3 separate regions of the Homo sapiens genome follow, and regions 1 and 2 are each linked to region 3. Evidence: read pairs that join two places in POLR2A ChIA-PET (ENCODE). Cell type or tissue: GM12878. All regions are shown on one strand.

Region 1 (2,500 bases), 1.1 Mb before region 3:
ACACCTTCTTTGGTAGAAGACACAGACTGTCTAAGCCACAGACGGGGGCGCGTCGGTCTCTCTCTGGAAGTGGAGATGCTGGGAAAGGCTTTGCAGAGGAAGGCACATTTGGGCTGCATCCTGACAGCAGGGCAGGCGTTCGTCAGGCTGGGGAGGTGTGGGGCAGCACCGGAGCAGAGTGTCAGTGTGTGTCATGGCTTGGTTTCCCTCAGAGGCCTGCTGGGGCCACCTTTTAGCTACACTCTTCACACCTCATTTTCCCACTTCCCAGACCCTCTGAACATGTCCTTCTCTCTTACTGGTTGCTCCCAGTTTTGCTCATCCCAGGGCCTTGCACCATGTGTAGCACAAAGATTCATTACGATCAATACCAGTTAGTCTAGGAACTGTTCTCAGAGCTCGGTGACATCCCTGGTGTGGGTGCAGCTGGGGACAGCAGCGGGACTTTGACTCCCATTTCCTCTCATGAGCTCCTTGGCCTGGCTCCCCCGGGAACTTGTTGTGAGAGGAGGATCACAACAAGGCTGGGCAGGATGAGGGCATCCCTGGGTTCTCTGTGCCATTGAAATACAACACGGCCCCTGCCGCAGGTGAGTGGATAGTGGGCCCATGTGGTTTAGCATAACCCAGAGCCAATGTCCTCAACAGGGCTGCCGATATGGTAGTGCTCACCCTTCACCTGGAGGCGGCTATGCTCCAGGGCACAATTTGACACACTTTAACAGGACAGCGTGTTGGTGCATTGGACTAGAGGGCCTTTAAGATCTCTTCCAACTGCACGCTTCATTCTGATCCAGTGATTCTTTCTGGCCTTGAGCTGGGAACATCAGAACCCAGTCCCGTGGTGGCTGCCAGAAGATACTGTTAAAATGCAACTAGAAGAATGTTGTTTTGGTTCTTTCACACATCAGCTGCTAATCTTTGTAGGATTTTCCCCTTCCCAGGGTTAAGAGAGAGAAGAGGAAGTGAAAACAGGAGGGGAGAATTTTCTTAAAGCACCTCTTGCCTTGTAGACAACAACCAAAAACCCCCTAGGGTTTGAACAGTGCTGTGTACTTTTTTTTTTTTTTGTAGCTTGTTCCCATCTACAGCCTGCCTCATTTGGTTCTCAGAGCTCCCCCAGGTGGGAGGCAGAATTCTGAACTGCCCCAATTCCACTCTTATTTGCAGACAGGGGGCATTCCTGGGGCTGGAGGGAAGGGCTGAGGACTGGCTCTTCTGGCAGAAGGAGGTATTTTACAGTCATTCTGGAGAGGCACTGGGGGTTTCTGAGTTTCTTCATGAAAGCTGGGCAGAGCCTTCTCTACACCTGGTGGAGAAAGGTCTGTGTGAACAGGGATTAAGCTGACTGTCCTCTGGGTGGAGCCCTTCGGCCATGGAAGGCGGAGGAGCTGGACTTCCGAGCACCGATTCAGCATCTGCTGATCTCTCCCAACCACCAGCCTCTCCTGGCTATTGGAGATCTCCGACTCCAAGGCCCAAGCCCTCCCAGTTGAGAGCTCCCAAGTGCAGTATCTACTGCCAAGACAGGGGTATCTTCCCCAGAGTCCAGTAGGCATGTTTCCAAATTTTCTTGTTGTTTAACAGATTTCATTGACAACTCAAAACATGCAGCTGGCTAGTGGGAAGCAGGGAGAATCTGGAGGCAAATGAGATGGAGCCCTCGTTCTCCAAGAGGTGGCTGTTCTCCTGATGCAGACAGACATGGACACAAACACAGTGTGAGGATGGAATGGAAGCGTGGTGGGGAGGGGAGGAGAGGGAGCGCTACACAGGACCAAGGCAGCCTCACCATTGCACGTTGGAGCCCTGATGCCCAGTCCCAGGGCATAGTCTCCCAATCCAGGGCCCCCTGCTCTGGTGACCTCATGCTCTGCACTAAAAATCAGCAACACACAACCGGGCAAGTGTGAAGGTCCAAGGCGCCAGGGGGCCAGTGTATTTGAAATAGAGATGGTCCCAGAAATTCAGGTCCCTGTTCCCATCGCCCTTTGGGAAAGGCGGTAGTGTGGCTCAGTTGAACTGAGAACAGAAAGGGGACTTGCTGGGAAGGGAGATTAGGTGGTCCTCTCCTGCCTCCTGGGAGTTTTGGCTGGGGATTGGGAAACTGGGACTGGAAGAGAAGCTGGGGATCAGGGATGTCAGGAGAGAAGGGGCAGTCTTCACTTTGTTTGGCAGAGATCAAGCGCAGGGCCATTTGGCATGCCAGCAGGGCTGAAAATGAGCCACTGTAGGACCTGGGTACACAGGGCCCCTCTCCCCCTCATGCACTCCGAGGCCCATTCTTATGCCTCTCAGACAAGTATGGTGAGTTGATCCTAGATTCAGTCTGGGTTGGGGATCAGAGCCCTGAGCCTCTCCCAGCCTGCACTGGCCAGCCCCTCCTGTCCTTCTGGCTAGTCTCTGCTCCTTCCCATCTCTGCCCTGGACTTTCCCCATAGAGCCTTCACTCCCTCATGCAATCCCCTTCTCTCCACTTCCGCTGCCCTCTCCCAACTGC
Region 2 (2,500 bases), 180 kb after region 3:
AGCTGGGACTACCGGCACCCGCCACCATGCCCAGCTAATTTTTTGTATTTTTAGTAGAGACAGGGTTTCACTGTGTTAGCCCAGATGGTCTCGATCTCCTGACTTTGTGATCCACCCGCCTCGGCCTCCCAGAGTGCTGGGATTACAGGCGTGAGCCACTGCACCCGGCTGAAAAGCTTTTTTTCATGGAAGATAATGGAAGAGGGAGTTATGAGATCACTGGTACCCCCAACAAGGGCTTCCTCAGTGAACAGAATCAATGGTTAGCAGTCAACCGTGTTTCTTTTGCTATCCACAGGTAGGTGGCTTTGATGGAGCTAATCGACTTAGGAGTGCCGAAGCCTACAGCCCTGTGGCTAACACTTGGCGCACAATCCCCACTATGTTTAATCCTCGTAGCAATTTTGGCATCGAGGTGGTGGATGACCTCTTGTTTGTGGTGGGTGGCTTTAATGGTTTTACCACCACCTTTAATGTTGAGTGCTATGATGAAAAGACCGATGAGTGGTATGATGCTCATGACATGAGTATATACCGCAGTGCTCTGAGCTGCTGTGTAGTACCAGGGCTGGCCAATGTTGAGGAATATGCAGCTAGACGGGACAACTTCCCAGGATTAGCACTGCGAGATGAAGTAAAATATTCTGCTTCGACAAGTACCCTACCTGTATGAGCCTCTTCATTTAGCTAATAAAAAGTCTAAGCAATAAGAATTAATTCTTTTTTTAAAAAAATGCAGTGTTTAAACTTTGAAGAGTACTGGAAAATGTTCAACTTAAGAGAGCCAATGGCTGGATGAATGAGGGAGTAGGAGGGATGGAAGAAAGCAATTATATCCGACAGTGCATAAATAAGAAAAAAAAGTCACACAGTACAAACCAGCTTTAAAGAAATATGTTTATTTAAAACTTACACTGAGACAATTAGTAGCTTTAACAGAGAACAAGATAGCTTCAGGAACATAAAACAAGCTATTTTACAATGTCATGTCTCAAGGTGTTCTAAATGCTACATCTCCTCTGAGTTAAGGGGAGATAGTGAAGATTATATTTTCAGTAGAGTAGGGACCTGGATACTACTAGTCCAAAAAACTTACTGCATCAACTCAAACTAAATGTTTATTTTACAAATAACTCAACGAGCCCAAGCACACGGATCATAAAATCTTCAAACACCTAGCAAGCACTACTTTTCACGAGTGCATTATGCAGGAGGACTAAGTTAACAAGTGCTCTGCAGTCTGTGCTTCAATGTAAGACATTCGTAGTGATGGTCACTGAGTAAGATAAAAAGCCCTACAAGTGTAATAAACAAACCGCAGTGATTTTGCTATCTAATTAAATTACTTGAAGCAAAATGACTACTAGGTTATATTACTGTTATTATATTACATCACCCAACTATGAGCTGTTCTGTTTCCAATGACCAGAACATACGGTACAATAACAAAAACAAAAAATGGACTATTCTCAAGAAAGTAACAAACTGGAGTGATGAACTGTGCCAAAATGTTTGAGAGACTGAATTGTTTCTCAAATATTTTGCAGTTAAAGCACCCTCTGGTGTAGACAGAGTACTTGGTTTACAGTAATGTACAACACTTTCAAAGACATGAAATGTGGCCCGTATACTATATTTAAACTTAATTTGAGAAAAGTATCAAAAAAGAAGTCCCTTTAGTTATGCTTGATTAGACCAAATAACTAAAATATACAAATCAGCTCTCCTGTCTACATACAGTATAGTGTTGACTTTAGAATTACAAAGCAGAAAATGAAATATTTTAAACATACCACATGCTACACTAGTCAAGAGGTAAGGAGGAAAAGTGAGCCCTAGAAACTGCCTTACCAGCAGCCTGACGGGTTTAAAAAACACAAAAGCACACAAATCTTCCATAAACACTATCTTTCCAGCTTCAAACTTCTGTTTTATATTAAAAAGGTATATTTAAATTTTTTGGTCCCAGAAATACTATATAAAACCGGGTGATCAAAACAAAACTTATGTCATGAATTTTAAGAGTTTTTAGCAAAAAAGATATTTTTGAACTGGCACAGCAAAAGCAAAGTTGAACATCATGATACACAAGACTAATCATGCAAACAACTGTAAGTGGGATGTGTTACTTAAACACTAAGCTCATGACTGACATTCTCAATATATACCACTGATTTTTTTAAGCCATGGTGGGGTAGATATAGTTCAAGGATACCCATTCTAAGATATAAGTAGCCTCACTCAAAGTTACATATACTATTACTTTTTGGTATAATAACTTCCTCTCTCTTCTACAAACAAAAGCAAAAGCAACAAAACAAAGGTTTGCTTGAATACGCATTAAGCTGTCTTTCTAAAGTCATGTTTTTAACTGCTTACATTACCAAAAACAATATTTTAAGTTTTCTCATCAAAAAGGAAATTTCTTTCCCAAGGAGCTATTTTAGGCCTGATCCTTGTACTTAGAACCTTTCCAAATACTCTGGGAAGTTATTTCCAG
Region 3 (2,500 bases):
GGGTCTTATTGACCACTCACCCCAGTGGCCTGCTCAGTATCAGTCAATGAACATTTCTTGAATGGAAGACCTGAGTGAGGAATGTGAAGCCCTGCGGGACCTGCTGGCACAGCGCAGCAGCCGAAGCGGGGGCAGACAGAGGCATCCGGGAGGGCCAGAGCTGGTCTCTGAAGGCTGGTCTCGAACTCCTGACCTCATATGATCCACACACCTCAGCCTCCCAAAGTGCTGGGATTACAGGTGTGAGCCACCACACCCAGCCTGGAAAGTTTATTTATTCAGGTCTGTTGCAGCCTCACTTCCCAGTCTGTGAAGATAAGAGCTAATTTCTCATCCAGAGAAGGGACCTCCGAGAGGAATCTTTATGGCTTACTGCATACAGGAAAAGACAGGTCAGCTCGCCCTTTCTAAAACTACAATTTCTCCAATATTTACAGCTCAAAATAATCACTATGCCAATTTGGCATATTTGGGGATGGCACGTTCTTCACTCCGTTGGGGGACTTCAGTGAATACGGTGTTAGATTGCAGTGAGGGAGACAGATATTAACTAACAGCCAAAATAAATAAGTAAATTACAGGGTGTAGGAGATGATGTCCTGGAGGGAAATGAGCAGTAATGCAGAAAAAGGGAGAGGAGGAAGACTGCGGGGAGGGGTACAATTCAAAATAGGGAGGTCAAGGCTGGGCACGGGGACTCACACCTATAATCCCAGCACTTTGGGAGGCCGAGGCAGATAGATCACCTCAGGTCAGGAGTTTGAGACCAGACTGGCCAACCTGGTGAAACCCCGTCTCTACCAAAAATACAAAAAATTAGCCAGGCGTGGTGGCACGCGCCTGTAGTCCCAGCTACTCGGGAGGCTGAGGAAGGAGAACCACTTGAACTCAGGAGGCGGGGGTTGTGGTGAGCCGAGATCACGCCACTGCACTCCAGCCTGGGCAAGGAGAGGGAAATTCCATCTAAAAAATAATAATAATAATAAGAGAGGTCAGGACAGGCCTCATACAAAAGTGCTATGTAAGCAAAACCTTAGACTTTGAGAAAGAAAGCCATGGAGATATCTAGAGGGAAGCTTCCAGACCCCAAGGTGGGAGCATTTCTGACATGCTCTAGGCCCAGCTGGGGGCTGGTGTGGCTGGAGTGGGGACGGAAGGCCAAGTAGTTGAGATGAGATGAGCAGAGTCACAGGCACTGGATCACAGGGGGCCTCCTAGAATGTGGTGGAGACTGTGGCTGCTGTGTCGAATGAAGGTGCCAGGGAGCAGGGACAGGAGTGAGACCCACTGGGAGATGAGGAAACTACTCCAATAGTCCAGGCGAGAGAGGATGGTGGCTCAGATCAGAGTGGAGCAAAGGAACCCTACACTGAACTGTAGGCTTGAAAATGATGTACAGGTGGCAAGAAGCAACGAGACACTGGAGCTAACACGCAGGGAAAGCCCCCAGACGTCCCAACAAACTGTAGTGGGCGGAGGAGTCAAGAATGCTATTACTGAGAGGATAGAGCTGCCATGAACAATGGGAAGGTTGTGGGCAGGAGCTGTTCAGTGGCAGGAGATTAGAGGTTCAGTCTGAGTCATATTGAGTTTGAGATGTTTATTAAACATCAGTGGGGGCCAGGCACGGTGGCTTATGCATGTAATCCCAGAATTTTAGGAGGCCAAGGTGAGTGGATCACCTGAGGTCAGGAGTTCAAGTCTAGCCTGGCCAACATGGCGAAACCCCGTCTCTATTAAAAATACACAAATTAGCCAGGCATGGTGGCACGCACCTGTAGTCCCAGCTACTTGGGAGGCTGAGGCAAGATAATCACTTGAACCCAGAAGGTGGAGGTTGCAGTGAGCCAAGATGGCGCCACTGCACTCCAGCCTGGGCAACAGAGTGAGACCCTGTCTCAAAAAAGAACTAAATGAATAAATACTGTTTTCCAACCCTGTGTGTTTTCATGCCCACTTTTGCACAGGAAGGAACTGAGAATCAGATGGGTGAAGGCACTTAGCCAGGCGGGAAGCTCCCAAGAGCAAAGCCCTGGCCCAAGGATCCTTGCCCCGGAGATGTTTCTGTGTGTTTTTTTGAGACAGTCTCATTCTGTCACCCAGGCTAGAGTGCAGTGGCATGATCTCAGCTCACTGCAACCTCTGCCTCCTGGGTTCAAGCAATTCTCATGCCTCAGCCTCCCGAGTAGCCTGAACAGAGATGTTTCTGGTTCACTGAGCTGCTGTGATTCTAACACCCCCTCTGGGGAGAGATCTGGAAATATAAACCCATGAGAGCTGAATTGAACTAACGTGCAACTTTAGGAATCTTTTTTTTTTTTTTTTGAGACAGAGTCTCCCTCTGTCACCAGGCTGGAGTGCAGTGAGAGAGCACAATCACAGCTCACTGCAGCCTCGACCTCCCAGGCTCAGGGGATCCTCCCACCTCAGCCTCCCAAGTATCTGGGACCACAGGCATGTGCCACCATATCCAGTGTATTAGTTCATTCTCATGCTGCTG

What was found. ChIA-PET counts read pairs that join two places held together with the same protein. Peaks named below come from ENCODE experiments on the same cell type or tissue, not always from the same donor. Only the 100,000 strongest peaks of a DNase experiment are listed, where the experiment ranks them.
Region 1: POLR2A ChIA-PET joins it to region 3 with 6 read pairs; 10 of 35 experiments call an interaction of 5 or more read pairs at or near these places.
Region 2: POLR2A ChIA-PET joins it to region 3 with 5 read pairs; 5 of 35 experiments call an interaction of 5 or more read pairs at or near these places.

What each region holds. Positions count from the first base shown.
Region 1 is chr17:40,614,440-40,616,939 of GRCh38, forward strand. No RefSeq gene overlaps it. Among named protein-coding and RNA genes, the nearest start is that of SMARCE1, 32 kb to the right of the region's middle. RefSeq lists enhancers at 350-469, 750-1,339. In GM12878, a CTCF peak has its summit at 1,374 (motif pointing right); a DNase peak (open chromatin) is centred at 1,012; H3K4me3 peaks cover 946 bases; H3K27ac peaks cover 1,810 bases.
Region 2 is chr17:41,847,635-41,850,134 of GRCh38, forward strand. It overlaps KLHL10 (kelch like family member 10), which reads left to right. Exons shown (of 5, transcript NM_152467.5): 5 at 299-750. The coding sequence ends at 673. It overlaps KLHL11 (kelch like family member 11), which reads right to left. Exons shown (of 2, transcript NM_018143.3): 2 at 884-2,500. Among named protein-coding and RNA genes, the nearest start is that of KLHL10, 11 kb to the left of the region's middle. In GM12878, no CTCF peak of the experiment used is centred here; no DNase peak of the experiment used is centred here; H3K4me3 peaks cover 105 bases; H3K27ac peaks cover 226 bases.
Region 3 is chr17:41,668,414-41,670,913 of GRCh38, forward strand. No RefSeq gene overlaps it. Among named protein-coding and RNA genes, the nearest start is that of EIF1, 19 kb to the right of the region's middle. In GM12878, no CTCF peak of the experiment used is centred here; a DNase peak (open chromatin) is centred at 1,504; H3K27ac peaks cover 1,277 bases.